Linked DNA regions of Mus musculus: all the other regions are linked to region 1. The links are chromatin loops, found by intact Hi-C in ENCODE. Cell type or tissue: left cerebral cortex. All regions are shown on one strand. Each heading gives the region's core, and the rest is flanking DNA. Links, peaks and the distances in the headings are about the cores only. Region 1 holds the start of Plcb4 (phospholipase C, beta 4). Region 2 overlaps Plcb1 (phospholipase C, beta 1). Region 3 overlaps Plcb4 (phospholipase C, beta 4). Region 4 overlaps Plcb4 (phospholipase C, beta 4). Region 5 overlaps Plcb4 (phospholipase C, beta 4). Region 6 has its middle 12 kb from the start of Gm31993.

Region 1 (4,924 bases), core at 439-4,438:
CCTGGACATGGGAAACAGTGACATGGACTGCCCTGAGAGTTAAACAGTATCCTTGCAAACAAGGCTAACATTTGAACTTGAGCAGTAAAACCAGGTGCCTGTCAGCCTAGGGGATGTCCTTATTTCTCACAAGGTGATTACATCTCCTCCACAGACTCCTTCACTTAGGAAGTGAAAAGTAACTGTTTACAAACTGCAGTCTGGCTGTGCACTACCAACAGTGATCAGCAAATATCCTCAGGATTCTTGACCTCATTCTAAGTATCAGAAGCAGCGCATCTTGCTTTTATGGAACTCACCAAGATCTGGTTTTCAAAGCATGTGTCATCCCTGATAGTAAGCAAGCAGTGGAACTGGTCACAAATGACACGAAACGAGTCCTAGTGTGCCTCACAATTTTCATTATCAAGTAATATTTCCCCAAAGTAGCTGAGTTCACTAACAAGGCATTTGTTGAAAGTGTGAAAATTACAAAAACTATTCCTTTCTATAGCACTATTACCTAACTGCTCTGGTCCAAATATATGTAATTTGTTTGCAACTGAAGACTTTAAAATTTAAAAAAAAAAAAGTGGCAGCTAATTATTAACTTTATAAAAATCCACCAATTCATCAATTCTGGCATTTGGGTTTTGCCTGCTGCACCTAAAAAACTGGGGGTGACAAACAAGACACTGTTCCCAGAAGCTTATATCCCAGCCTGTCACAACATAACATGCCACTGTGATGGGTTCACATACAACATCACAATCGTGTATAAACCCGATTTCATATGAAGGGCAGGTAGGCAGGAACGCAAGGCAATCATTTAGTCATTCAATTCCCAGTGAACCAAAATCGAAAACAAATTAGTAGTAGCCTAAGAAAATAGCACGTTCACTAGGGCTGCCAATGATGTACCATGTTGTACAAAATCAGCAGTATAAATTGATTTACAAGCAGCTAGATTCTTGGAAAGAGGATAAACAAATATATTAGCAGCACCAGCACCCATTGGTCTCTATTGGGGATGGGATGAAAGGTTTCAAGGGTGATACAAACCTTTAAACTCCACTTCTTAAAAAGCTCTTTTGAAAGCTTTAAGGGTTTTTCCTTTCTTTTTTTTTTTTAATTCCCATATTTCCCTATCAGCTATGAAAGTAAGCACGAAGCCTGGATTCCGAGGCATGTAAGTTTTAACATCATTCACATTTTAAAAGATACAAATATAAAGCTCGGAAAAGAGAATATTTCAGCACAAAGCCCTCCTGCGTGGGTGTGCATTTGTAAAGTAAAAGTAGAATTATTCCAACAGATGTAAATGTGCTCTCTGTGATCAAATGGAGTCTTTTGAAATTCTGTTTTGACAGTTACTTGTAAAACAGCATTTCCACAGCGATTAATTCAGAGCTGGTAGTGATATCATCAAAGCTAAATCAAAACTAAGTTCTGATGGCTGAGTAATAAAAGCGGGGAGGGGGCAGGGGAGCAGAGCACACTTGGGAGGCCAACACTCAGCCCTCTGCAGCACACTGTTACATGTGAAGATGCACTCCTTCTGTCAAACCAGTTTCACCAACATAAAAACGCTCAGAAAGTGAAATTCCATTTTAAAAGTAATTTTTTCTTACACGAGGTTCTCCCCAAGACACCAGTCATGTATTAAATGTCTACAGTGTAAAAAAAAAAAATAGATGATATAATAGATCAATACACCAGTTGAAAACTATGCAAGACTGTTCTGTGGGGGAAAAATTCGAGATTACATAACACAGTCAGTCAGGGATTACACCACAAAATCCTAGTGAGAGGAATTTCTCATCCTCTGTATCACTCTGCAACTTAGGATATTAAAGTTTGAAGGGTTCAAAATATTCGGTTCTCAGTTCAAACACATCTTTAAAAACATCAGTCTTAAAAATACTAAAAGGATTAAGTTGAAATTTTACACACACACACACACACACACACACATCTTCCTACCCTAAAGAGTAGTTCTTCACTTTCTGAGATCCTGGGAGTCCACCCAGGTAAAAAGTCACTGGTTGCTCTTCCTGGTCATCTTTATTTTATGGTCTGATTTTTCCTTAAAAGAGAAATTCAATTTTTTTCAAAGCATTATACACCTGCCTGTGCATGGACTTTACTGCTAGCCATGTTTATTCAACACATTATCTCCACCAATGGATAATTTAAATTTATGGACCACTATGCATCCCACTTCTACTTCAAAAGATGGCGACTGTCCATGAATGTTTTGCCCCAAATTAAATCTCAAGCCCCTTGCTTTAGAGAAATAGGAAGAAGCACTATAGAAGTTTAGGGTTATTTTTTTAAAGTCATATCTCAAATGCATGCATATTTGTGGAATATAAGACATTTGCCTTTCTAGAAATGCTGGCTTTATAACTCTAGAGTTGTTCAATTGGAAAATTCTGTGTTTTCACACTTAGATTCAGTAGTTTACTGAGTCTAAACTCAAAAATTGTACAATATAGACAATTTCTAATTGACTAAGAAAAAACAACTTTAAACTTCTGAAAATAAAGCAATGTTCTTTTACATGCTTTTAGGAGGCCCAGATACTGTCCTGAAGGAGCGCTTAGCCTGTCAGTGTCAACTGGAAACGGTCTATCATTCGTAAGCTGTCCCCAGAAGACGCTGAAGATGCACACGCACACACATTTACATGCGTTGCACAGTGCCAACTATTTCCAACCAAAATAATCATATACACGTCGAGCCGAGCTATTTCTAGCGCAGAAGAGGGTGAACGTCCGGGTAGGCAGAGGAAACCCAGTAGCAGATGATTGCCGGAGAGGCGGGTGGCGGCGGGGTCCCCTGCCTCCCGCGCAGGACGCCTCGCACCCCGCACCTGCACCGGGTCCCCGGCAGGGCAACCGGGGGCGCGCGCGCGCGTCCGGGACGCACCCGCGGGAAGCCGAGTAGCCCGGCGGGCTGGGAGCGGCGGGAGCATCCCCGGGCGGGACCCAAAGCGCCTTCTCCTACCTGTCACTTCCAGGCGAGTCGCTGCCGGGGATGCGGCCACCGCCGCCTCCGGGAGCCCCGCTGTGTTCGCGCGCGCGCGTGTGAGTGTCTGTGTGTGTGTGTGTGTGTGTGTGTGTGTGTGTGCGCGCGTGTGAGAGCCTGTTTGCGGCGCGGCTCCTGAGCCGCTCGCGCGCCGCCACCCCCTCCCCGCCGCCGCGGCCGCCGAGCCCCTCCGGCGCCGCCCCGCCCTCCGCCGCCTCCGCCCCCCACCGGCCAGCGCCTCCCCGCTGCGCTCACCTCGGCCGCCCGCTGCCCAGGGCGCCGCCCGCCCGCCGCTCCCGCCGAGCCGGGCCCCGTGCGGCCCCGGGCCCGCCGCCCCTACTCCCGGCCGCGACGCTGCCTCTGGAGCCCAAGCCGTCGCCTCGCAGCCCCAACCTGCCGGGCTACGGAGCATGCCCAGTGCGGCGCCCGGCGGGGCTGGGGGTGGACCGGGGCCGCGCGGGCCGGCCGGGGTGGGGGTTGGCTGTCCCGGGGTCGCCGCCGCCGCCTTCCCGGTGCAGGGTCTGGGCGCGCGCCCGTGGGGACTGAGCTGAGCCAGCAGCGGGACACCACGCGCCGCTGGCCACGGACTCAGCGGGTGCCCGGCCCGGGAGGAGGGGGTGCGAGCCAGCCAGAACCGGGAGCGGGGAGCGGGAACTGCGCTTTCGTCTATGTTACATTGAACAAACACGGAGAGCTTGTACACTGCAGCAGGCACTGTGAGACAGGGATTTTATTCATTCAGCCCGAAAAACAATCTGCCGGAGGAAGTACTACAACGGGCTCACACTGAGCCAGAAAGTGATTTCCAAAGTCTTCCCCCAAGTGATCCTGAGACGTGCACCCCACTCCACCCCCCCCCCCCAGACTTCGGTTCCAGGGATGCTGGGGATCGCTGTGGCCAGCTCTCCTTGTCCTTTGAACCGACACCCGGGTGCCCGAAGTCCTGCTGAGGCGGCCTGGCCATGTGCATCCAGCGTCACCCTTTGTGGAGACCCTACACTGGAGCCGCTCCGGAACTCCCCGAGGGCTTCCTCCTACCGAGGCCACTCGGCTTCCTCCCTCTCCTGCCTGGCGGCGGCCACCAAAACCCGGAGACGTGGCACCTGCGCACTGGGGACTGGGGCCCATGCTGGCGGCTGAACTGGGCATGCTCAGCTGCCTGAACTGGGCTGGCGGGTCAAGAGGAAAGGGGTCGGTTTAGAGGTTAGCTTAAAAAAAAAATGGAGAAGAGGGCAGAAGTGTAGGCACAAAGGAACAGTCCAGGCACCGTGGATACAGCAGTTGAAAACCCCAAAGTGTCGCACCCTTCGTTCATTCTGGCCGTTTCAGCATGGATAGAAAGAAAATAACCACCAAAAGTTGATCAACTAGTGTGATGTGTGATGGTACATGCCTGTAATCCCAGTTAGTTTACAGAGCAGCCTAAACTATACAGTCGGTTCAAGACCAACCTGAACCCTGTCTCAAAACGAGAAAGAAAAAAATAATTTACCAATTTAAGGGAGATGGACTGAGAGCTACTGACCACTCTCTAGCCAAACACAAAGCTTCAGATTTAAGTTAGCCTTGAAAAAGGTTTTTCTGCAGTGTCTGCCTGCCTGTCTGTGACAAAACCTACAGAAACATTCACTAAGCCAGATCAGCTTTTCCACCAAGGTTAAAAAGAGAATAAAGATGCCAGAGAAAGCTGATACTGCACTGGTCAGGGTCTTCATGCCAGTGTGTTAAGACTGCTTTTGAGAGTGCCGCAAACCGGGCACATGAACTGCCTGAAAGGCTTTTTAAAATGCAGATTTTCATTAGACAAGACAGAAGTAAAATCATATGTTCTCCATCTCTAACAACTCATTCTGATATTGCTGCTTGTAAGCTGAGGGCTTGGGGTAGTATTTTAGGCCTGCTTTCCCTGCATGTG
Region 2 (4,924 bases), core at 484-4,483, 220 kb after region 1:
AACAAAACCAAGCTGTTGCAAAGAAGGCCATTTTGGAGCCTTGTACAGCCTGCTATAATAGGAAGGAGGGGCTAGGCTATATACACCAACAAGAAGCCCTAAGACCAGATTTTTCTATATCACCAACTCATGAAAAACTGTACATTTCTGACTTTATGCCATTGTTTGAAATGCTATTTGTTATTTAGCTACAACAACTAACAGATGCAGCATCTCCACAGATCACGAGTGTTGTCTGACAAGTCAACATGTCCATTTAATCAGCACCCACATACCAAGAAAGGAAACATCATATCAACAGTGTAATATTGTAATTTGGCCACATTTTGTTGTGTGCCACTGTGGCTTATACATTCTTATTGGTAGACTATATTCAGTTGTATGAACCAGTCACATTTTATCTCAGCCTGGAACAGGTGATAGCCATTGTGCTAGTCCTAGTTTGGGGCTATTGTAACTACTGCAACTCCAAAAGCTCTAGAATGGCTTTGAAGAGTATATGTGCACATTTCAAAGTGAAAATTGTGTAAAGGTTATATATAATATCTATCAGTATACTTTACTATACACTATCATACTTTAGTACAGTACTTCTAATGTTATAGGATGCCATTTGATTCAACTGAAGCAACACACACACACACACACACACACATACATACACACACACACACACACACACACACACACCTTAAAACTCAATATCCCAAACTATATAATGTTATAGAAAGACATGTACATGTGATATAGAAAACCTATGTGAACTTAAAAAGTATAAAAATTGTACAAACAAGATTCAAATTCCTGGTAACCTTGGAAGGTTGAAAGTGGAAAAAGACAGAAAGGAGAAGAAAGGGAGAGGAGAGGAGAGGAGAGGAGAGGAGAGGAGAGGAGAGGAGAGGAGAGGAGAGGAGAGGAGAGGAGAGGAGAGGAGAGGAGGAGAGGAGAGGAGTGGAGAGGAGAAGGGAAGGGAGGGGAGGGGAGGGGAGGGGAGGAGAGGAGAGGAGAGGAGAGGAGAAGGGAGGGGAGGGGAGGGGAGGGGAGGGGAGGAGAGAGGAGAGATTTGTGTTGTAAATTTTTACAGGAAAATAATATATTAGAAATATACTAATAGGATCTTTCATGAGACATCAAGAAGGGAAAGTTGTAAACAAAGAATGTTTTCCAATTCTTAAAATGTAGCATAGGGCTACCTACTACATGCAGTTCAGAGTTAGAACTGGGTGTGGTGGGGCAGGCCTATCACCTGACCTCAGGAGGTAAGGGTGGAGAATGAGAGAGGAGGAAGGAAGGTCACTCTCAATTCCATTGAGAAGTTGAAGTCAGTCTGAGCTACATGTGGGCAGGAGACTGCCACCAAAACAAAACCAAAGAAGCAGAAAAATAGAACTAGTGAATTTTGAAAAGTCACTAGTCCATGTGGCAGATTCTACACTTGCCAGGAATGTGATGCATTGCATTATTTTGCTGGGACCTTGGACATGGAGGTGGTGGTCGTTTGGGGTAGGGTCTATGGCAGCTAAGTCAACTTGACCTTGGAGACTTCCACCTCCAGCTGGTGTCAAGGGAGAACAAAAAATTAGGATGGAAATGCTGGCCTCTTTTTCTTATTTCTACCTCCTTACCAACAACATTGTTCAAAATACAGTCTCAACCCCATTTCTCTGGTAAGGCATCTTAGAACAGGGGTCGGGGGTGAGTGGGAGAGAACCTGTCAACATCTTAACTCCATTTTGTGATATTTGAGCCACTTCTCCATCCATATGCTCACAAACATTAAAGGGAGATTCCTGTATCAATTCTCCATTAGGTCACATCCCTTTTCCTTCAGGTGTTTTTCGCTACCTCCAACAAACTCTAAATGCACTGAGCACACATCATTTCAAATTTTCCCTATCCCTGTTATGTTATTTAAACTTTTCCTACATATCAATTAGTTGGAAATAATAAGTCTTTAGGCTATCCATTAATTGCTGCGCTGTAGACATGATCTGTATTTAAAATTATGCGAGGAAAATTAAGGTGAAGCACGAAGGAGGCTTGTCTAATGGAGAAGGCTTCCTAGCCCTTCAGAGCAGCAAAATGGGAGATACTGGGGCTGAGGTGGGGCTCCCCTCCTGGTTTCCTCTCATCTACTAGTGTGAGATCTGAAAACAGCCTGCCCCAGCTGTAGGCTCCTCTTCTTGCCTTTCAGTTTTTCATTTTGAATACTTACTGTATTTGGTCATGCTGCAGCAGAAGAAAATGATTGTCTGCCAAAGGCTCTTTTCTAGTGGAAATTTATTATAAATAGTTTAAAGGCAACGAGGCTTCATCATGAATTTCCCTCTTCTCCTCCCTCTCCCAAACACAACACATTTCTGGTCTGGAATCTTTCTGTAATCTTGGTTAAGTCTTGGGGAGGCTGGAAGGGGCTGAGCCATGGTAGAGCAGGGAGAGAAAAGAGATGTTACCAAGAGCCACCTCACCCACCAGTACTTTTATTTCAGTAAATGCTGCAGCTTTACTGGAAGATTCCTCGAGGGGAAAAAGTCAGGGAGCCCCTGCAGCTGGCACAGGGCCACTGGAGCTGTGACCATTTTATAAGAGTCTTTGCCTTTCTAATCACCAAGACTCCTGCTGTGCTGAGAAAAGTCCCACCCACTAGATCTATCTGATCTGGTCCCGCACCAGTGAGTGCCAGTGAGGATTGCAGAATGAGGATTAGAAAACCTGGGAAGTGAAAGGGAGAATGGGAAGAGTGTTTGGAAGAGGACCTTTTCCACAACTCACCCTGTCCTGGAAAGTTCAAGTTCAAACGTGTTGATTTTGCATTTGCATGCTCATCCGTTCGTTCGTTCTTGTTTTCTTTTTCTCTCAGGCTTCTTGTTTTGGCCTCCCCATGATTAATCATTTTGACTGTGGATCCTGAAAAGCCTGGCATAGTGGAGTCATTTTTGCCCTCTAGTGGGGAAATAATGTATTGAACTATTTCTCATGCTTTGTACTCCTGGCCAATACATGTTTAGATTCAGTCAGAGAAACAGGCTTTATCTTTCCTCTTCCCTACACTGTTTTTGAAAATCCTTAATAGGCATATGTTTTCATAGTTTCTCAAGTTGGAGTTGCTCTTTGGGTCCTTCCTATCCCGTCTTATTGGAAACGAGGTCTCACTATGTTGGCCAGGCTGATCTTAAACTCTGGATTTGAGAGATCTTTCCTGGTTCAGCATCTCTAGCCTTAGAGTCCTGAGCTACTTCCTGGGGGAGATGTTATCAAGTGTCTACTCACCTCACACAGGACATTGACACACTAGAGGAATGATTCTACCAAAGTCCTGCTTGGTGAGCCAATGAGTTCATGGAGGTTACTCTTTAGGACTGTGCGCAAAGGCCTTTTTTTTTTTTTTTTTTTTTTTTTTTTTTTTTTTTTTACAAGAATGTGCACAGCTCACCTGCTGCACATCACTGAAAACCCCGCACCAGCACGGGTGTCAAGGAAGTGCACTATGGACTAGTCCTTTCAAAACAGTTCATCTACTGTGTACTTTAGCTCTCACCTAAGACCACACAGCTGGTGACAGCAGGAGTTAACAGGTAGAGTTGCAGGCAAGGGTCTTATGGGAGACCTCTACAGCTTTCTCTGCTAGAGAGTATCAACAACTCCACTACCATTACTACAGACATAGCCACCCTGCATTGTTTGGCTTACTTTGTTGCCCTGGCGAGGCTGTACATTCTATACTTCTACTCAATTATGGCTCTTGGTCATATCGGGCAGGGGGAAACCACTCACTAAATAGTGTTTAACCCAGGTTATGACATGTAGACCCACTTATTCTAACTGTAACAAATTAGTGTTGAATGGACTGTTGGATCCCCATCATTGCCTGAATGAAATGTGTGTGTGTGTGTGTATGTGTGTATGTGTGTGTGTGTGTGTGTGTGTGTGTGTGTGTATGTGGTATGTGTGTTTGTTATGTTTGTTTTGTGTGTGTATATGTGTGGTATGTGTGTTTGGTGTATGTGTTTGGTATATGTGTGGTGTATATGGTGTGGTGTGTGTGTGGTGTGGTATAGTATGAGTTCTTGAGAAGTTTTCAAATACATGTTTTTCCTATTATCCTTAGAGGGACTTATTACTGGAGTATTTACATTCAAAATGTAGGTGACCTCCCTGGCTCTCAGCATCCCATCGGTTCTAGGAACTATTATCTTGTAGACTGACACAGTGAAACTTCTGACCACCAGACGATGGAAGTGATAAAAGCTCACTTCTATCATTCCTGGGCTCCCCAGGGCTGGATGGATGCGATTTTCTGTTTACTGTGTTTCTGATACCATTACAGTAGGTAGCCCTGGGGAGGCAGGAATGACTGTTATTATAGTAGAACAGGAACAGTGTGTAGAGAGAAATGAAATCAGAGCTCACACGGTGCTTGCAGATGTCTGATGATTACTGGAACTTTCATGCCTTTGGATGTGAAAGTGCTACTTCTCTCACCCAACTCATCTATCCTAGAAGGGGCACACTGGGGTGCCTGCTCACACATTTCTTATGTGACTAACCCTCTACTGATGACAAGGAAGTGGTAAGAACATATTTCCCAGGACTGCAAACTTAGCCGGAGAACACCAGCATATGGCCAGTTCTGTACTACTTCCTGGGATGGGGTCCTCAAGTCAGACCCAGAGAGATAATGTCACTGAGCATGGCCAGTGTTAGACTCACACTGCATACAGTTAACTGGCTTTCCTTAGCACTGTCTTGGAGGATTGCTTTATTATTGATAAAGAGGAGCTCTTTGTAATAATGAGAATTTCTTTTTTAATTAATTAATTTATTACTCCTATTTTTGAGATAATGTCTCAAGCAGTTCAAGCTGGCTTCAAATCTCTATATAGCTGAGGCTAAACATGAATTCCTGGTTTTCCTGTCTTCCAAG
Region 3 (4,924 bases), core at 257-4,256, 52 kb before region 1:
AGGTGGTAAAGCCCTGGGGTAGGAATGAGATGAAACAAGACTGCAGAAGAGCAAGAAGGCGGGGGTAGCTGAGGCACAGGGAACAGAAGGAGGAGCAGGGACTGAATTCATAATTCCTAGTGAGACGTGAGACGTTTTGGCCTAACGGCTTTGTGAAAGTTTTCGATGCCACGTGCAAATTCACATATCCTGAGCTACAAAAGCATTTCCTGCCCTTTGACATATATATATACACTGATCAAATAAGTGGAAATGGGTAAATAATAAATAAACATATGGACTGCAAACCTACTTTAACAGAAGAAGCCAAAATGAAGGCTGAAATATTACATAGTCGTTAAACTGCAAGCACATAAACCTGGTGGGTGCAGAGAATAGATTTCTCCATGTGAGAACTCCAAAAGAAGCCACAGGAAACCTACTGGAGCAAACGGAAGAGTTCAGCAGGTTGCGGGAAAAGATGGAGAATTACGGGCATATACATGGGGCAAGAATACAAAAATTAAAATAGAAATGAAAATGGAGCCTCGAGAGCAGCTCCTTTGGAGGTACAGAAAATGGAGAGGTATAAAGAAACTGAATCGCGTTTCTAGCATGCTTGTAATTTACATTTTTGTTCATAGAATAGTTAAAGCCATGCACACAGCATTCTCATGTCACCTAGAGCATAATAACATCAAAAATGGAGTTGTAAATGATGAGTATTTAAGTACTTAAGCCACCACATTTTCAACTACAAATGTGTAAGGTCCTTATGGAGGGCCAGAAATGCCCAGAAGTCTGTCGGTGGCTTTGCCAGACACCAGGACCATGAAGAGCTTTCTTCTTTTCCAAACTCCTGTAGTGCTTTTAAAGTAGCATTAACAATCTACTAAAGCAGGCATACTACAAGCCTGAAAAAACACCAGGTGCAGAGTCTAAAAATCACACTTTAAAATTGTAATTTAGGATAAACTTCATTAATGCTGAGCAGCAGCCGATCACACACACGACCGTGTGCTAGGATGCAACCCCATCGGATGTAAAGAACTCTTATTCATTACAATAGATTTACATTTTAATCATACCGTCCACGGCTTTCTAAAGTCTACTATGAACAGAGAATGAGAGTATGGAAGCACCTTCAGCGGTGACTAAAACACGACACCTCATTTACGAAACAAGACTGTCTTCACACTGCAGCTGTACGAGAACTTTTGGGGCTCTTCAGGTTTTGATTTATTACTCAGAGGTTTACAAAAAAAGAACATAGTCAGATTTTAGGAAATTTTAATATAATTGTAAGTTTTCATATAGACCACAAACTCATAGTTCTCAGTGAAGGAGTCAACCCTCAGAACAAGGTTCACATCTCAAAATGAGGGTAGGTGTAAAAAATAAAGTCCACCACCTTTGTTCAAGCAAACAAAGACCTTCAAAGGCTACCTCTGGTGATGGGTGCCTGGCAGGGAGAAAGGAGCTGGCCAGATGTCCTGTGAAATTCACTGTCATCAGGCGGCTTCACAGCAAAGCATTAACCATCAGCTCACCTTCTCCAGGCAGTAGAACCCTGCCCAGGCTTGTCACAAGCTTAGTTAGGCAAGAAGTGCCCCCTCTGCAATTGTACACCTCGACTGGACAGGAGCAAATGTCAGGACGCCTTAGGAAGCTGTGTGAACTCTCCCCAGGTCCCACCAAGGGTTCTGGACAGCTGCCCGGCGGGAGAGGCAAGGGACCCCTAACCTGGGTAACTGGGTCTTGTTACTCCTCTGGTTAACTCTTCTTACAGTCATGACTCATTCACGGGCTGAATATTAAATAGAAGGGGAGGTCCTGATGTAACCCCACATGTAGTATTTAACACTCCTTCCTCCCAAAGCAGTGAGCTCAGACTCTCACTACCCTCCGACATGCTCGCTCGGTATCACCTCCGAGCATCGACTTAGGCCATTTACTTTCAGCTTCTTCAAATGGGGTCAGTATCGTATTCGTGCTCTAAGCATCGCTATCTTCCTATCTCTCCACAGAACCTAACATCTGTTCACCCCCCATCTGAACAGAATGCGTATTTCAAAGGGTCCTCTGTCAGTCCCAGACTGGTTTATTAGAAGTCCTTCCTGGGGATAGTGTGGTAGTAGCAACCTTTAATCACACTGATCTGGAGGCAGAGGCAGGGGTTCTCTGTGAATCGGGGCAACCCTTGTGTGGAGGAAGAAGAGGAGGAAAAAAATCTCAACGCACTTCCCTCTCACTCTTGCTGAACACAAAGCTCGGTGGGGTAGCCAGTCATGCCCGGCTCTGTGCTTGGCATTCTCCTGACAGGGACACCAATGAATAGAACTCATATTGATGCAATAGAAGTAACAACCTGGAGGCGCTGAAAACTGTCCAGAATCAAACAAGGGTTTAATTATGTTTGAGACTGTTTTAGCAATTTGGAATATTAGAATACTTAGCAATTTAGATTATTAAGAAACAAATAAAATTAAGCATTTTAGCAATTTTGATTATGATACCCCCCAAAAAAATCTTACAAAGGTAATTAAAGTATCTAGCAAGATATGATTTCCCCACAATGCGCGGTATTTCCTGCCATTTCTTTAGACATCCAGACCTATACCACAGCTGGCAAGCACAGGGGCAGAGGCTAGCAGGCAGTCTTTGAATGCAAGGACACAAGAGTGGCGCGCTTGCGCAATCAGAACTCCAAGTTCCCTCCCCTGCCTCCCAGGGAGGTCCTGATAGAATGTTCCCTTGGGGGGCTGCCAGTTTTGTGTTGCTATCTGAGGAAGCTGGGAGGTGCCCACGAGCTAACACAGCCGAGTTCCAATGCCAAAATATTTCAGGCATTTTAATTTTTATTACAATTTAAACGGACCTCAGAATAGAAGAAAACTTGCCTCCTGAACTTTACTTTTGTTTAAATGAGCCTATTAATTTTCCTTCTGAGCACTGGGGTTGGCATTCCCCCCCCCCCGCCCCCCGAAACTGGTGTGTGTAAGACCTCAGCCCCTCCCCCATGCAGTTCTCCTTGCTGGTGCAGGGATCCCAGCGGCTTGAGACTTTTCAGCCTTCAATCCCTTCAGAAAGGCCTGCCTTTGTGGAAAAGACAAAAACCTTATACTTAACACACTGAAAAGCTGAATTTAAAAGGGGGCTGGAAGGGGGGGAGGAGGAGGAGGAAATTGTTCTAATTACAGGGAGAGCTTGTACATGCAAATGTAGTTTTCCTTGGGGAGATCTGCATGTTCTTAATAAGGAATCCCCAAGCCAAAGTACACATTAAGCTTTTCCTCATCTTTAAAGCGATGCTCTTGCCCAGAAACCGTACAGGAAAGCAGTCTCTGAATGTGCTCTAGGCCTGGCCCAGAGCTGCTGCTTATGAAAGAAAGGCCTTTATGAAGTGTTTTGTGATGCTCAAAAGGTACACTGTCATCCCTAAGGAATGAGCAATACAGTAAAATGTTTGCTTCAACAGCAGTTTATCTAAACCACTCTTGGTCAAGGGTATATACATTTTATAAATGAGTCTCAAATGCTGAGCGCTGCCAATCAGACAAGAACTGGCCACAAATTCTGGGAAGAGGAAACACTCAAGGACAACTCTGTGATAACAGCGTCATTAAGGACTACGTAGCAGGGACATCCAAAGTGAGACCCATTTTTAATTTGGTCTAAGTACAGTGCAATGGACCTTTGCAGTGGAATGTGATGGTCTCTCATGCACTCTGGAGGCTGAGGCAGGAGGACCACAGATTAAGAGGTCTATAACTATATTGCATGAACTATATTGGGAGGCAAAACCTTGTCCCAAAATAATTTTTTATCTATTTTGTTTTTTAAATGATGAGTTTGTATCTGTGTATGAGTATGTGTACTGGACTTCAGGTGCCCACAGAGGGCAGAGATATTTGATTTCCCAGAAAATGTAGTCACAAGCAGTAGTGTGTCACCAAATGTGGGTACTGGAGTCAAACTGAGTCATCCGTAAGAGCAGTACTGACCATGAACAATTAGCCATCTCTCCAGCCCTGCCTAAATAAACCACTCTTAAATAGCAGATAATTGAGCTCCATGGTTAACTGATAAGTAGGGTCCAAGCCCATTGTTGAGAAAAATAGTGTTTCCATTTGAGATCTGAAGACCCCGGTGTGATGGCATAGCCTCTAACCCCAGTTCTCAGAATGCTGAAGGCGGAGACCTGCAACCTCCAGACAAAATGGAGGTACTTTCAAATACACTGGATTGGATTTTTTTTCTTTTGATAGTCAACTTTAAGAAAAGGGTGATGCTAATACTTCCCAGCAATGATGAACACTACAGACATTAACTGAGTATTTCAGGACATTAACTGAGTATTTCTATCTAGTTGACATTGAACACACTGCAAAAGCAACAGGTGATTCCCACATGGAAGAATCCTAAAGTTGGTTCACTCCAACAGGCTATTCCTATAACTACAAGAAATAAAATTTTCTTAATGAGCTACTGACTGGAAAACTGTTTACAAAAAAATTTTTTTTTCTTTTTTTGTCAGACATTTTCAATGCAAACAAGTTAGCAGTAGCTTTGGGCACTGAACCCCACAAGCTAACACAGCAGTTGTCTAAACTAAAGGAGTGTGTGTGTGTGTGTGTGTGTGTGTGTGTGTGTGTGTTCGCGAGCGAGAGAGAGAGAGAGAGAGAGAGAGAGAGAGAGAGAGAGAGAGAGAATACACTGAGTAGAAACATATTATCCCTCAGAACTTTCAAGATGACCCTAGAAGGCTGAAATAACCAGTTAGGCTACAGCTGTTTGGTATCTCCTTTGAAAAGTGGGAGAGCCCAAGCATTCTGAGGAGAGTAGCTTTGAGTCTGAGGGTGTGTCTGAGAAGGGTGGGTCTAAGGAGTTAGTTCTGAGGAGGTAGGTCTGGGGAGGGTGGGTCTGAGGAGATAGGTCTGAGGAG
Region 4 (4,924 bases), core at 417-4,416, 270 kb before region 1:
TTTTCCAGCAAAGCCTTAAAAAGTCAAAGATTCGTTGCCTGCTGCCACGGTACCCAGAGCAAGCAGGGATGTGTTCACAGAACTTCTGTATAAGGACCTGAACCTCAGCTGCAGTTCATACCACCACTCCACGGGTTTACAAGGAAAAGTGAGGACAGATTACGCATGACAGGAAAGAACTTTGGGTCTGTAAAAGGGCATTTTTCTAGAAAAGGCTAGCCCATGAACCAAAGCCAACACTGCTCTTGGATCCAATGTCTGATGCTAATGAATGCCACAAAGGAATGACACATTGGCGACATGCTGTGCAGCAAACTGGAGCTTGGGAATAAACAGAGCTAAGGCTCCTCCCCGGCCCACTCTACCTCCTTAAGTTTGCAGCTACTGCCAAGGGGAGGAAGACATTTTGGAATGGGTAGTCACATAAATGTGAATGTCACTGTCGTTGATCATAGGATTCCTTAAATTCAAATTGAATAAGTCTAAAATTGGATGTCTCAGTTGACATTCAAGTGCCCCACAAAAAGCCATGACGAGGACTCGAGGCCCTGTCCTGAGAGTGCCCAGGAGAAGCACTGTTGTCATCACAGAAGCTCCTGGTGCACAGCACTGCCCCAAAACACCAGGCTTCACGTTACCAGATGAGGGATTTCATGTCTGAAAGCCCTGAGCTGATAACTGCATTATAGCAGTGTGGTTTGGGTCTTGTTATTTGATGTCTTCTCCTGTTAATTTCGGTAAAGACACACAGGACATAAATGGTTCTGTCTCAGGAGCTTTAGCTAATCCTCAATACCTTGCACTCATCATCCCCATCTGTGCCTCTCCCGCTGACCCTCGCTAGTCAGTTTCCTGGGTCTATGTTTTAAACGATGTTAAGTATCTCGCACAAGAATAATCACACAGGATTTTCCATGTTCTGACTGGCTATTTCTCTCGGCATTATGCTTTCATTTAATGTGCCAAATTCTGCTTTTACAAGGCAGAATTCAATTGTATGTGCATGCCACGGTCATCCATCCGTTCTTCTCTCCATGGATACCTGAGCTTCTTTGTCTTGAATACTGTAAATAACTGATATGAATTACTTGGCATAAATGCCCACAGGCAAGGGTCACAGGACGACACGAGGAGCCTTTCAACTTTTTAAAGAAAATGCCATACTGCTTTCTGTGATAGCTACATCATCTTACATTTCTCCCAACAGTGCATGAGGGTGCTAACTTCTACATCCTCACTAGTGCCGTTCTGTTGGGTGTGAAGCTAATGGCTTTTATTGCCCTGGAGAGTCCCAGACGTTGCTGACAGCTTTCTGATGGAAGACGGAAGAACTCTCAGGAGGCACCTTTCCTTTTGCAGCTAGCAAAGGCCGTTTTCTGAGAACTGCAAATAGCATCAAAAGCTTCAACAAACAGGTAAGGTCTGGACACAGAGAGAGAATCAAGAAACGAAACAGGAGCTTTAAAGAATTGCTTCTTTTCTCATTACCAGACCTCTCTTCCTCTGTCGGGCTAAATATGGACTTGGCTCCCCGGAGATTATTGAATATCCTGTAACTGGCCTAACAAACCACAGGCCCACACAGTTTCCCAGGAGCAGACAGAAAAAGCACAAATAATTTGGATGGCATTAACTGGGAGTATTTTTCTCAACCTGAAGGCTTGAGATCTGTTCCAAAACATAGAACAAAGTCCACAGTTTCCTAGGGCACAGAAGTGGCCGGTACAGAGAAACAACGTTTTTTGATCACACTAATTTAGTTGTTTCTAGAAATAACCACCAGATACTGGGGGAGGGGAGGTATTGAGGAGGCTTAAACTGCCTTCATCATCATCATCTTCTTCTTCTTCTTCTTCTTCTTCTTCTTCTTCTTCTTCTTCTTCTTCTTCTTCTTCTTCTTCTTCTTCTTCTTCTTCTTCTTCGCCTCCTCCTCCTCCTCCTCCTCCTCCTCCTTCTTCTTCTTCTTCTCCTCCCCCTCCTACTCCTCTTCTTCTTTTTTAATAGAATTGGGGAAGACTCTTATTTATCAGAATGGAAAGGTGATGACCTTTGATATCACCACTCATGACAGAACTCACGCATCGCAAATGTCACCACCATCCTCAGGGATAGCTTAGCCCTGAGTGGGAGGCTGTGACGTGTTCTTTTTATGAAGATGAAAGCAGGTCTGAGGGCCTTGCCCAGAGTCACAGAGCCCGTCTTGGGTCAGGTCCCCATGTTGGGATGTTTTCACCCAATCGCTTGCTCCCTGTCTCTCTGTCAGGGAAGGCAAGGTCCTTTAGACCTCCTCCATGTCCATGCCATGACTCAGGCCAAACACATAGTATGCGTGCCAGTAACTACAGGAAATATTAATGCCTGACGTGTTTTGTTGCTCTTTTCAAACATTAAGGAGATGAGATGCCAGCAGGTGTCAGTAGAGTCCCAGAATTTCTCTGGAAAGTTTCTCCAGGTATGAGCTACAGGCCTTTGCTTATTTCCAGATTAACAGGTTTTAAAGTGGTGACTTAAAAATACACCTGTTTGAATTGCTGTAGGTAAGCTTGAATACTTTAATAGCATGTCACCCTTAGAGGTGTATCTTTGAGCTATTGGATAACAGACATGCCTTGGTGGGGTCTCAGAGTTGCTTGCGGTGGGCACACGCAGCAGGGGTACCAGGTAACTTCACCATGACAGGAAAAACAGCACCTGAATACAGAGAGGTGTGGCTTCCGTAAAGTCTCACCCTTCTTTTATATTTTAGTTTTATTTACTTTATTTGTGCTGAATATTGAAGACAAAGCCTTGACCATACTAACTACACATATTAGCACTGATAACCACTTTGTTCTCTTACTCTATAATCCTTTCTATACTTTATAGATTGATTTGACCTTTTCCAGTATCCCTTCTCAGGAAAATAAAATCCTTGAGGAGTCTTGTGTAGGATTGTCTGGGCATGTGGAAAGCTAAGAGGTGCCTGGGGACACTGGGTCTGGCTTCTAGCACTTCTTGACCTGATTTTCTTCATGCAGACACCGAGTTATCAAGCATCCTGCTCCTGGCAAATGTCTGGGCCTTCCTCATTATGTGTCTCCTTGCTGTAGAACACTAGAAAACACTGTCACAAACAAAAGGAACCCCTCCTCATTAAGATAATGCAGAAACACACAATTATAACAAAACTAGACTAAACCCACATGAACTGAAACTCAGTTGCTATAGCAACAATTTTCCTTTAGAACAATGCTTCTCAACCCTCCTGATGCTGTAGGTCCTCATGCTGTGATGACCCCCAACCATAAAACTATTCCGTTGCTACTTCATACTCTTACCAATTGTAATGTAAATGTCTGTGTTCTCTGATGGTCTTACGTAGGCAACCCTGTGAAAGGGTTGTTTGACCCCCCCCCCCAGGGTCATGACACATAGGCTGAGAACCACTGCTTTATCACTACAAGCTCGAGGTCAGAGGGATCCACAGAGCTCCAGCTCAGCCAGGGCTGTGGTTTAGCTTCCTCTTTCCTTTTCCATGTCCTAGATCCCAGTCCAGCTCTTTCTACGACATTAGCCCAAATCGCCTTATTCATCTGAGGAGACCACTCACAGAATTTCTCTTCATTCTTCTGTCCCTGCTTCAAGCACTGTGGAAGTCTTCCCAAGGAAATACACCCAACAGTAGCACAGACCTGCTAGGTAAAGTATGCCAGGAGTGCTAGCCTGGGTTAGACCTTAAAAGCCCCCACCCCTCCTTTTCCTCCCTCTCTCCTTTCCTCCTTCTTGCTCCTTCCCTCTCCTTCCATCCCTTCTTTCTGGAATATCAGCAAGATAACCTGGAAATTATTTAAATCTAAGTGATCATGTCCAACCTCCTGACTCAGTTTGCAGGTATGGAGACTCAGAGGATGGAGAACAGAAATCTGTTTCTTTTTAATTTTTTGGGAGAGGGTGTGTAGCCTATGGTTTCATAAATGGGAGGTGAGGGCTTTACCACTGAACTATAACCTCAGCAATCTCTCTCTCTCTCTCTCTTCTCCCTCCCTCTCTCTCTCTCTCTCTCTCTCTCTCTCTCTCTCTCTCTCTCTCTCTCACACACACACACACACACACACACACACACACACACACACACAGACATATGATTCCTGGCCAAGGGGCAGCAATATTTCCAGGGAACTTGTTAGAAATAGAGTCTTAGGTGTCTTCCCCTGGATTAGACTTTACATCTGCCGTGTGAGCCTGTGCAGATTCATTTGAAAGGTGTGATGCACCTAAAAGAGTGCATCTCCCAAAATACAAGCAAGTGAGGTGTTTGGTGAGTACCCACATTCTGGCTCAGAGATGCTGACTCTCTGATCCCGTGATGCTATTTGAGAGATCCTGAAACTTGTAAGAGTAGGAGCCAAGCAGTCAGGGAGCTACATCTTAGTTTGGGCTTCTCTCTGTTCATCTTTCTCCTGCTCCTTGCAACCATGAGATGAAGAACCTCCTCTGTCATGTGCTCCTGCCATGGTGTTCTACCCAAGCATCTTAGTTACTTCTCTATTGCTGCCGTAAAATGCCTTGACAAGAGCAACGTAAGAGAGAAAGAGTGTATTCTGACTCAAAACTGTCTTCCATCCTGGTGCGGAGGTCAAGGTAGGATGAGATTGAAGAAGCTGGCCCGGTCATCCCGATAAGAGGCTGAGGGGAAGCCGGGCATGGTGGTGCACGCCTTTAATCCCAGCACTCGGGAGGCAGAGGCAGGCGGATTTCTGAGTTCGAGGCCAGCCTGGTCTACAAAGTGAGTTCCAGGACAGCCAGGGCTATACAGAGAAACCCTATCTTGAAAAACAAAAAACAAACAAACAAAACAACAACAACAACAACAACAACAACAACAACAACAAAACAAACCAACCCCACCCACCCCACCCCCCAAAAAAAGAGGCTGAGGGGAATG
Region 5 (4,924 bases), core at 340-4,339, 250 kb before region 1:
AGAAGAGTAAATATGGTGTCTATGTTCCCAGTTGGCTGAGAAGGAAAAGTACGGATTTCTGCTCAGCTAATTGGAGCCCGAGTGCAGATTCTGGAGTTAGAAGGAATCACAGTGGTTTTTGTTGTTGTTGTTGTTTTTGTTTGTTTGTTTGTTTTTCTGTCAGGAATTGATGTCACAAAACAACAAAGTTTACAATATTTTTTGCAAAATTTCAAGTAGCCAAACATGTGTATGTGACAAGCAAGTCATTCTCTTCACAGTTAGCCAGAACGGATCCCCAAGAGTCAAGGTTGCTATGGCAAACGGCAAGCAGAAAGACCTTTGCAGCAAATATGCAAAGCTATTTGTCTAGATCAAGGTCAATAATCCATTCAAATTAGGCTCCTGTCTGAGCAGAGAAATAAAAACTTGAGAGGCCTGTAAAAGCTGTTCTCCCAAACTGAGATGACACAGAACAAAAGCACAAAACCTACAAAGCCACTTCCACAAGGACAGAGCAAAGGCTGTCCTTGGAGGGCCCATGCCTTCTTCCAAAGGCACAAAGCAAGAGCCTCTGAGACACACACACACACACACACACACACACACACACACACACACACACACTAGTCACTTGGAAGCTGTTTTTTACCAATGCAGGCTCTGCATCAGTGCCTCTGTGGGTCTGGGACACGTGCGCAAGGACATCCCTGGTAAGGCCAGTGCTTCTAGAATGAGGGCCATGCCATGCAAGTGATGGTGAGTAAGCCCCGTGGTCCCAGAATGAGCAACACTCAATTCTGCCTCTTGTTAGACCCAGAGTCCATGACTGTGATGGTCCTTTGCTTCCCCACCTGATCTTAGCTGGTGACTATCCTTCCTATACAACTCAGCATCTCTACCTTTCTCATTAAATCTATGCTGTGTTTCTAATTATGAGATTAATGGAAAATGAAAGACCTCTCCTTTCCCAAACCCAGGTCTCTATGATAGAAAAGACTTGGTCTCTTTCATATAGATTACATATGTTTGGAAGTCAAGTTGGGAAGATTTTTGCATCAAAATCTCTTTAGGGACTACCTTGCTAGGGCAATGGTTTCTTACTACGTAATGGGCATCATGATATAAGATGGGTCTTAACTCAATGCTTCAAACAGCTTACTGAGGAAAAGAGATTGAGATTTTTAAGCAACCGAGTTTACACTGTTCAATAGGGTAGACAGCGGCTACTTTGCACTTTTAATTTGACATGTTTGATGTAAAAATACACACTAGATGTCAAACACCATGAACAAGTGAATGTAAACTATGTCATTAGTAAATTTTATGCTTATAGCATACTAAAACAACAATGGTTAGAATATATTGGGTTAAATAACCATATTTTACAGAAATAGTTATAGCCATGTTGGTCTCTGGCACTGAGGGTAGAACCCAGGATATTGAACACGCTTGTCACAGTATATACTACTGAGCCACTCATTACCGTTTTATGTTTTTATTTCATTTTTTTTTATACTAGAACTTCATGCATACCATGCTTGCTCTCTCGCACACAGCTACACCTAAGCCATATTCATGGTTTACGTTGTTTCTGGTGGGCAGGACTGACCAAGGTATTTGATACTCAGAGTGTGCTTCTCTGAGCTTAACTGAAAAGGAATCTCTTGTCTCTTAACTCAGACCTACTGATCACAGGAACTCCTGGGCACATTCAAGTTATGGGAGGCCTGGGCTAGTTTTCTGAAAACACATCATGCCAGGCAGGGCTGACTTCTGTGTGTGATGGGTAATGAAAGCATTTGGGATGCTGAATTTTCTACAGAAATATTCCAGCAGAGCAGTGAACTTTTAAACGATTAAAATGCGTGTACAATTCTCAACTTCATATTTAAAATTATATTAAACATTAAACAACTGTGCGCGCGCGGCGCACACACACACACCATACACTTATTGGGGAGGGAGGCCATTGAGATGTTACCTTAGTTACTTCTGGATTTTCAGCCACCATGTAAGTGAAGCCGATATTCACCAGATCCGTGCCGCTGCAGACACACAATATCCGCCCTTCCAGATCATTTTCAGATTTTCCAACAGCTTCGAGAGCAGCCAGGATTTTGGGATCCTGTAGATGTATAAAAATAGGAAAAAATATGGTAGGTTGCAGAGTGTGGAGAAAAATGCGGTGAAAAGAAACCACACTTCATGCAAAAAATATACCTAAAGGGAAATGGTCCCTGCTGCATTAAAACCCCCCAGGGAACTAGCACTATTATAAAACCTGGAGGGCTGAAGTCCCCAGCATTACAGTGCACAAAAACTGCATCAGAAGAGCATCATACTTTTCTTCTTCTTCTTCTTCTTCTTCTTCTTCTTCTTCTTCTTCTTCTTCTTCTTCTTCTTCTTCTTCTTCTTCCTCCTCCTCCTCCTCCTTCTCCTCCTCCTCCTCCTCCTCCTCCTTCTTCTCCTTCTTCCTCCGCTTCCGCTGCTCCTGCTTCTTCTTCCTCTTCCCTCCTCCCCCTTCTCCTCTTCCTTCTCCTTCTTCTTTCTTCTTCAAGAAAACTTGGCTCAATAGTCTTTTGTATACATCTTTTAAAAATAAATCTCAATTATTTGTTTGATGGCACGTATGTCTATGATTGTTTGTGCCAAGTGCTCAGATAGGTGAAAGTCATCATGAGGGCTCTGGGACTTTATCAGGCTGGGGTCCACTAGAAGAACAGCCAGTGCTCTTCATTGCTGAACCACATGTCCCGCCTCCTTGTCTGAATTTTTTGATTGTCACTCTCAGAAAAGTTCAGCTTTGGTGATGTTCAGGAAAGACTGTACTGGTGTTTGCTTGTGTCCATGAATATCCCACGGAGCCTGTTACAACAGAACACAGGCTTGGGCTTCCTTACCAGGAATGAGACCACCACCACCACAGTCACTAGCATAGGCTACTCTGAGGAAATGAAGTTAAGACTCACATGCAGCTTGGATACAAAGAACAAGCACTTGCATTTCTATAATGTTTGCATCCTCACATGGAAGGAAAGCTGTGAAAGTTTACCCTGATTCCCACATAAAATACCACGCTTGTTTTCCAGAGGAAATTCCAATAAGTAGTTACACAGGAAACATAGCTAACATGAAAGAGGCCAACTGACAAGTAAAAATTAACAAACAAACAATCAGGAATAGAACTTTGTTTGGGAAATCTGAAACCACACAAGGCAGTTACAGTGAGGGAAATAAATTCTGTGGTTGAACATTCTATGAAGAGAAACCTTTTAAATTCCGCACAGCACTCTGTAGACCGCTTCTTCTTCAAGCACACCAATCTCTGACGATCCCTGATTTCTGTGCTCCAGGTGCCTTCCCTCTCAGAGTTCAGCCAGGATTTTTGTGTGCACTAGTGTTTTGAGTGCACAGATGAAGCAGTATGGGTGCCTCAGCCATGTAAACCCACACAGTCATCAGTTAAACATGAAGAGCAAAGGGTTAAAACATTGCTAATATAACTGAAATCCAAATAATGTAACCCAAGTCACCTAAGAGTTATAGATGAAAAATATACTCTTGTAAATCTATGTTTAAAAGAACAGCAGGGCCAGCAATATGGCTCTGAGGGTAAAAGTGTTTGCTACACAAGCATGATGACTTGAGTTGTATTCCCAGAACCCATGTCAAGTTGGACAGACAGAACCAATTCCACAGGAACGTGGATAGCACATGCACACTCACGTCATCCCAACACACACAGACACTCATGCACGCATGCACTTACACATTATAAATAAAATAAAATTGAAGAACACCACCAATTGCATTTACCTTTGGTATGGCTGCTTGGCGAATACTGTTGATGAGGGAACATTCTAGCACTTGTCCTTCCTGCAGAGAGAGCATACACCCCGGCAATGAACTTCAATTCTGCCAGCCTGGTGGCCCAGAGTATTAACAAACATTTCTAAAGATAAAATCAACGCTGTTCATACAAATAGCAAAATGCAAAGCAAATAACAGTAATGATGTCTAATGATCAGAAAGAAAAGACTCAAAACTATTTCATATTTGTATACACATAAATATGAATACATATATATGAGTGTAATTCTAAATGATTAGTAAAATGTTTATAAAGTATTACTGCATTTATATGCATAATAATGCCTTGCATCATTAAATATCTGCATATATAAAACATTAAGTAGGAATAACGCCAGTTTTTATACACTGCCAACTCCACCTGTCTTGGTTCATCTCCAGTGTTCACTAAGTGTGCGCTGCGCTGCACATCAGATCATGTTTGTCTCAGCTTGAACATTACGTTCTAGAAAATATTGCTAACTCTCAAGATTAAACCAGACCTGTTTTGTCCAAGCTTTTATAACAATGTAACTTCCTTTTCCCAATGACTTGTAGCTCTTTTAAAAAATGCAAGCTTTGTTCCTCCAGTTGAATCTCTGAGAGCTAAACTGTATAATGTCTTCAGTTCCAAGGGTATCCCCAAGGAGTGGGACGGGAAATCATGCAGTGAAGAATCTCAAGGGAAGGAGGAAGCGTGGTCTGCATGCCCTCAAGAGGAGCTTGGTCCACCTATTGGGAAGGGAAGTGGCTTGACCTGGACAGCAGGCAGGACAAGCTGCTGTCTTATGCCATACCTTGCCTTCACTCTTCCACGTCAGGAAGAAGCCGAATTCATCTACTTTGAAGAGGCAGTTGGGCTCAAACACAAAAGATTCCTGTTAAAAAGAAGTGGGAGGGTATTCATAACTTACAACATGGTATCCAATCACAGGACCACAAGCAGGCACCTTTTGTATCTGCATCCTAACAACTCCATTTCTGATAATACTGTTGAACATTTCTTTTTTGTTTGGTTGATTGGCTTGGTTTGGTTTGGTTGGTTTTTTTGGGTTTTGTTTGTTTGTTTGTTTGTTTGTTTGTTTTGAGACAG
Region 6 (4,924 bases), core at 536-4,535, 110 kb after region 1:
TTCAGCTATAAGGAAAAGTGAAATCTGCAGGAAAGTGTGTGGAAGTGGAAATGTTTTATTACACTATATAGTCCCGGCTCAAAAAAGATGAACACCACGTGTTCTCCTTCATCTATGGATCCTAGTTTCTAACTCTTATGTGTGTGCGTTTTATGTGGGGGAGAGTGTGGCTAGGGAACAAGAAATTAGAAAGGAGACCAGCAGAGGGGGAAAAGAGCCTTAAAGGAAGAGGAGTAGGGAGGGCAATAGAATACATGTGATCTGGATGTGGGCAGCAGGGACAGGGGGTGGAAGGGTTTAAGCAGGGAGTGGGGGACAGGAACACGGGGGAGGGTCAGAAAAAACTAAGTATGCATGAAAATGTCATGAGAAAATATGTAACATTGCAAAGTAATAGTAAAAAGTGAGAAAAAGAGACAGAGGAAACACTAGAACACGCACACACACATGACATACCCTGCCTGACACACAAGGCTGCTAGGGCTGCTTTCCAGGGCTGCTAGGATAATCACTCTAAACCTTAGTTTGTTGTAGGCATCTGATGGTCTAAAATAAGTTATCTGTAATTCTACAATGGATTGCTGTACTTAGCTAAAGTATCGATCCTCAGAGAGATCTCAAATCAGGGAAGAAGTGACTAGATTTTTCTTCAAAGTGCACTTTCAGAAAGAGGAATAAACAGGACGGAAGATACTGATAGATGGTCAGGGTTAAAGCTTCATTTCTTGTTCATTTCTCCAGAATTACAGGTGATTACCGGCAGCAATCCATAGGACTGTCTTCAGTGGGAACGCTCTGTCTAATAGCTTTGCTATGTTATGAGACAATTTTTCTAAATGACAGAAAGTAATTAAAAGATATCACAGAAAATCAATCTGCCCAGTTAATCTTGCCACTTCCAACCCCAGGAAGAACTTCCTGATGACTCCTTTCTCTGCTCCTTCCTCAGACACCAGGAACAGACTTTTACATTTAGACACCAAGTGTGGGTAGAATCCTTGCTGGAAAGCAGTACAGTAAATGTTTTTATCCTTCTGGGACACGTATTCTGTACGGTAGCTACTGAACTTCAGTGGTGCTAGCTGAGATGCCAGGTAGTGTATGGCGATGTCCTCAGACCCAGAAGGACGGGGAAAACCTTGAGCAGACTATGGCATTAGCCAGGGTTCAAAAAAAGGTGTATTTTTGAGTCCTATAAGGAACCAGGCATTCTTGGGAAATTCTTTAGGGAAACTGTTTCAGAATGACTAATTTGAGACATAAAATCCCTTTTAAAACAGGAAAAAAATATTAGGCTCCCAAATGAACAGCTTAATGCATCCAAAAAGTATGATAATTTTACTTAACAAAGAGTAATTTGGTAAACATTTATGTATGTATGTATGTATGTATGTATGTATGTATGTATGTATGTATTTATCTTTTTTTCTTTTACACTCCAGATTTTTATCCACCCCCCCTGCCCGGTCCACCCTCTGACTGTTCAACATCACATATCTCCTCCCCAACTCCCTGTCTCCATGAGGATGCCCCTACCCCCATGTCCCATGTTACCAGATCTCTAAACTCCCTGGAGCTTCCAGTCTCTTGAGGGTTAGGCGCATCTTCTCTGACTGAACTCAGACCCAACAGTCCTCTGCTCTATATGTGTTGGAAGCCTCATATCAGCTGGTTTATGCTGCCTGGTTGCTGATCCAGTGTCTGAGAGATCTCAGGGGTCCAGTGCTGATCCTCCTCCAGTGTCACCCTCCTCCTTCTCAGCTTCTTCCAACTTTTCCCTAATTCAACCACAGGGGTCAGCAGCTTCTGTCCATTGGTTGGGTGCAAATATCTGCATCTGACTCTTTCAGTTGCTTTTGGGTCTTTTGGAAGGCAGTCAGGATAGGTCCATAGTCTTAGTAATAGTGTCTGGCCTTGGGGCCTCCCCTTAAGCTGGATTCAATTTTGGGCCTGTCACTGGACCATCTTTTCCTCAGGCTCTTCTTCATTTCCATCCCTGCATTTCTTTCAGACAGGAACAATTATGGATCACAGTTTTGACTGTGAGATGGCAACCCCATCCCTCACTTGATGCCCTGTCTTCCTGCTGGAGGTAGGTTTTACTAGTTCTTCTCCCCACTGAAGGGCATTTCATCTAGGGTCCCTCCCTTTGAGTCCTGAGAGTCTCTCACCTCCCAGGTCTCTAGTACATTCTGCAGGGTTCCTCCAACCTCTTACTTCCCGAGGGTGCCTGTTTCCACTTTTTTCTGCTGGCCTTCGGGACTTCAGTCCTCCCCCACCCCCAGACCCAATACCAGACTGTGTTCCCCTCTCCACCCTCCCCTTTCCCTCCCAGGTCCCTGTCTCCCCCCTTGTGGTTGCTGGTGGGGTTGCAAACTGGTACAAGCACTATGGAAATCAATCTGAAGGTTCCTCAGAAAAATGTAAATAGATCTACCTGAAGACCCAGCAATACCACTCTTGGGTATATAACCCAAAGATGCCCCACCATGCCACAAGGGCACGTGTTCCACTATGTTTATATCAGCCTTATTTGTCATAGCCAGAAGCTGGAAACAACCCAGATGTTTCAGGACAGAAAGATGGATACAGAAAATGTGGTTCATTTACATAATGGAATAGTACTCAGCTATTAAGAATGAGGACATCCTGAGTTTTGCAGGCAAATGGGTGGAACTAGAAAATATCATACCGAGTGAGGTAACTCAGACCCAAAAGGACATGCATGGTATGTACTCACTAATAAGTCAATGTTAGGAAAAAAGTACAGAATATCCAAGATACAGTCCACAGTACTCAAAAAGGTCAACACGCTGAAGTGCCCAAATGAGGACTCCTCAGTCCCACTTGGAAGGGAGAAAAAATTTGGCTTTGTATGTCAAGAGAATCCATGGATTTCTCTCAAGAGAATGTTGATTGGTCACCTCAGTGTGAAGATGCTGTATAAAGGAGCTGCTGTATTTGGAAGGAACAAATCTTTGCTTTTGCTCTCTCAACAGCTCCTCTGAATCCCTTGAAAACAGCAAGTTCTTGTGAACAATTTATGATTCACTGTTGCTGTACAAGAAGAAATGTACCTTGCTCTCTGAGTGTAAGATTTAGCAAGTGAGGACCTTGATTCTTAGTAACATTTTCATTTCAGATCAACAACATTTAGTGAGTGTCCTTTGCAATTCTTTTTCTTTCTTTTTTTTTTTTTTAATAAGCCTGGATTTTAGGTATGCTTCTTATTTTGGCAATTGTGCGATGGTCATTAGATGTTTTTTATTTTATTTTATTTTGTTTTTCTATTAGGTATTTATTTCATTTACATTTCCAATGCTATCTCAAAAGTCTCCCACCCTCTCCCCCACCCACTCCCACTTCTTGGCCCTGGTGTTCCCCTGTACTGAGGCAGTTTAAGTTTGCACGACCAATGGGCCTCTCTTTCCACTGATGGCCGACTAGGCCATCTTCTGATACATATGCAGCTAGAGACACGAGCTCTAGGGGGTACTGGTTAGTTCATATTGTTCCATATTGTTGTTCCACCTATAGGGCTGCAGATCCCTTTGTAATTCTTAAGGGATAAATATTATACAAATGTATTATTTGTTACCTGAGATTAGTATGTAACTGTGCTGCCCGTATTTCACTTTCTGCCCTACCAGGACCACTTTAACGTCTTGGTGTTTCTGTTTGTTCATCTGTAAAATGTTGCACCTATCCAATAGCAATGTTGTCAGTTCTAATGAGATTAATATAACTTTAATTTAAAACACATTGAAGAGATCCTGTCACATAGTAAGTACAGACGATGACCTATTAACTACTACTGGCTATTTTATTACCTGATTGGTATTAGCAGTACATATAAATGATGATGTAATTGTTGTGATTGGATTGTGTCACCCTCCAAATTTTTAAGTTGAAGTCTGAATTCCCAGTGTGACTCTGAAGGTGTAATGAAGGTGAAGTAAGGTTGATGTTCAACTCATATCTTTATGGGCAGAGTGTGAGGCTTCCAGCATGCATCTGAGGAAAGGTCCTATGTCCCCATGCTGTGAGTGAGGAAGGACACCTCACCTCCCAGTGCCTGCATTGTAACTGTTAGAAGCCACAAAACGCTGAGATCTGCTGTTGTTCAGGTCACTGTGGAATTTCCTTATGTCAGCCTTGGCCCTTAATACAGTAATCAACCAGAAAACTTAACAACTTCTTTCATAGGCTAGCCAACAATTAAGATGATGTCCTAAGTATGGGTTAAAACGATGCAATGGTAACAACTTGGTCTGATGACTCCTCTTATTAAATATACTTTTTGCAAATTTCTTATTTGTATTCTTTGGTTCAGTTTTTTTATTTTTTTGATATTTGTACTTCAGTGCCACCTTCCTTTTTAATTTTTATTTTTGAAATCATAAGGTGTTTCCACCCGTGAAAGCAAAGTTCCTTGTGGAAACAGCTTTGGCCTCAAGCAGGACAGTTCTAGTCCACATACAAAGCCAAAAATGGTAAGCATCTTAAGCTCCTTTTACTGTAAGTTTCTTCTCTTTCTTCCACTCCATCCTCTCCATCCTCTTCTGACACTGAGACCAATGGACTAGATAAGGAGTGGGCATTGACCTCTCTCTCTCTCTCCCTCTCCCCCCCCCTCTCTCTGTGTTTGTGATTTATTATTGTAGCTAGACAGGAAGAGAAATATAAAGCTGGCTATTCAGAGTCAGCATCTATGTGCAACATGCGGTGTTGACTGGCTCTGTGTGGTTGATATGCATTTGTGCTATTTCATGAAATGTTGATGTGCTTGTAAATCATTTTTATATGTTTGTAAACATTTCTGTCTCCTGTAAAAAATAGTTTCTTTTACATCCCTTAAGAGACCCTCATAAAACACAGTATTTGCTTTATAATGATGCAGGAGTGGAAACTAAGATCAGGAGGG

Evidence for each region. Peaks named below come from ENCODE experiments on the same cell type or tissue, not always from the same donor. Only the 100,000 strongest peaks of a DNase experiment are listed, where the experiment ranks them.
Region 2: a loop joins it to region 1, with 4 times the contacts of the local background. A loop is called at or near these places in 15 of 42 quality-filtered maps.
Region 3: a loop joins it to region 1, with 4 times the contacts of the local background. A loop is called at or near these places in 5 of 42 quality-filtered maps.
Region 4: a loop joins it to region 1, with 10 times the contacts of the local background. A loop is called at or near these places in 13 of 42 quality-filtered maps.
Region 5: a loop joins it to region 1, with 2.4 times the contacts of the local background. A loop is called at or near these places in 13 of 42 quality-filtered maps.
Region 6: it touches region 1 in a loop (5-fold over the local background); 11 of 42 quality-filtered maps call a loop at or near these places.

Annotation. Positions count from the first base shown.
Region 1 is chr2:135,657,795-135,662,718 of GRCm38, reverse strand. Plcb4 (phospholipase C, beta 4) reads right to left here and starts at 3,172. Exons shown (of 39, transcript NM_001355153.1): 1 at 2,989-3,172. In left cerebral cortex, for the core only: CTCF peaks have their summits at 2,861 and 4,080; DNase peaks (open chromatin) are centred at 2,995, 3,429, 3,713, 4,086 and 3 more places; H3K4me3 peaks cover 2,318 bases; H3K27ac peaks cover 1,720 bases.
Region 2 is chr2:135,437,668-135,442,591 of GRCm38, reverse strand. The region is part of intron 31 of Plcb1 (phospholipase C, beta 1); the gene reads right to left. Among named protein-coding and RNA genes, the nearest start is that of Gm31993, 100 kb to the left of the region's middle. In left cerebral cortex, for the core only: a CTCF peak has its summit at 2,936 (motif pointing left); DNase peaks (open chromatin) are centred at 2,650 and 2,953; H3K27ac peaks cover 308 bases.
Region 3 is chr2:135,709,869-135,714,792 of GRCm38, reverse strand. All of the region lies in intron 1 of Plcb4 (phospholipase C, beta 4), which reads right to left. Among named protein-coding and RNA genes, the nearest start is that of Plcb4, 53 kb to the right of the region's middle. In left cerebral cortex, for the core only: no CTCF peak of the experiment used is centred there; a DNase peak (open chromatin) is centred at 2,704; H3K27ac peaks cover 1,209 bases.
Region 4 is chr2:135,924,555-135,929,478 of GRCm38, reverse strand. All of the region lies in intron 7 of Plcb4 (phospholipase C, beta 4), which reads right to left. Among named protein-coding and RNA genes, the nearest start is that of Gm14210, 110 kb to the right of the region's middle. In left cerebral cortex, for the core only: a CTCF peak has its summit at 2,410 (motif pointing right); a DNase peak (open chromatin) is centred at 2,406.
Region 5 is chr2:135,907,284-135,912,207 of GRCm38, reverse strand. Plcb4 (phospholipase C, beta 4) reads right to left here. Exons shown (of 39, transcript NM_001355153.1): 5 at 4,629-4,709; 6 at 3,799-3,858; 7 at 1,964-2,107. Among named protein-coding and RNA genes, the nearest start is that of Gm14210, 97 kb to the right of the region's middle. In left cerebral cortex, for the core only: no CTCF peak of the experiment used is centred there; a DNase peak (open chromatin) is centred at 2,050.
Region 6 is chr2:135,550,655-135,555,578 of GRCm38, reverse strand. No RefSeq gene overlaps it. Among named protein-coding and RNA genes, the nearest start is that of Gm31993, 12 kb to the right of the region's middle. In left cerebral cortex, for the core only: a CTCF peak has its summit at 2,373; a DNase peak (open chromatin) is centred at 1,003.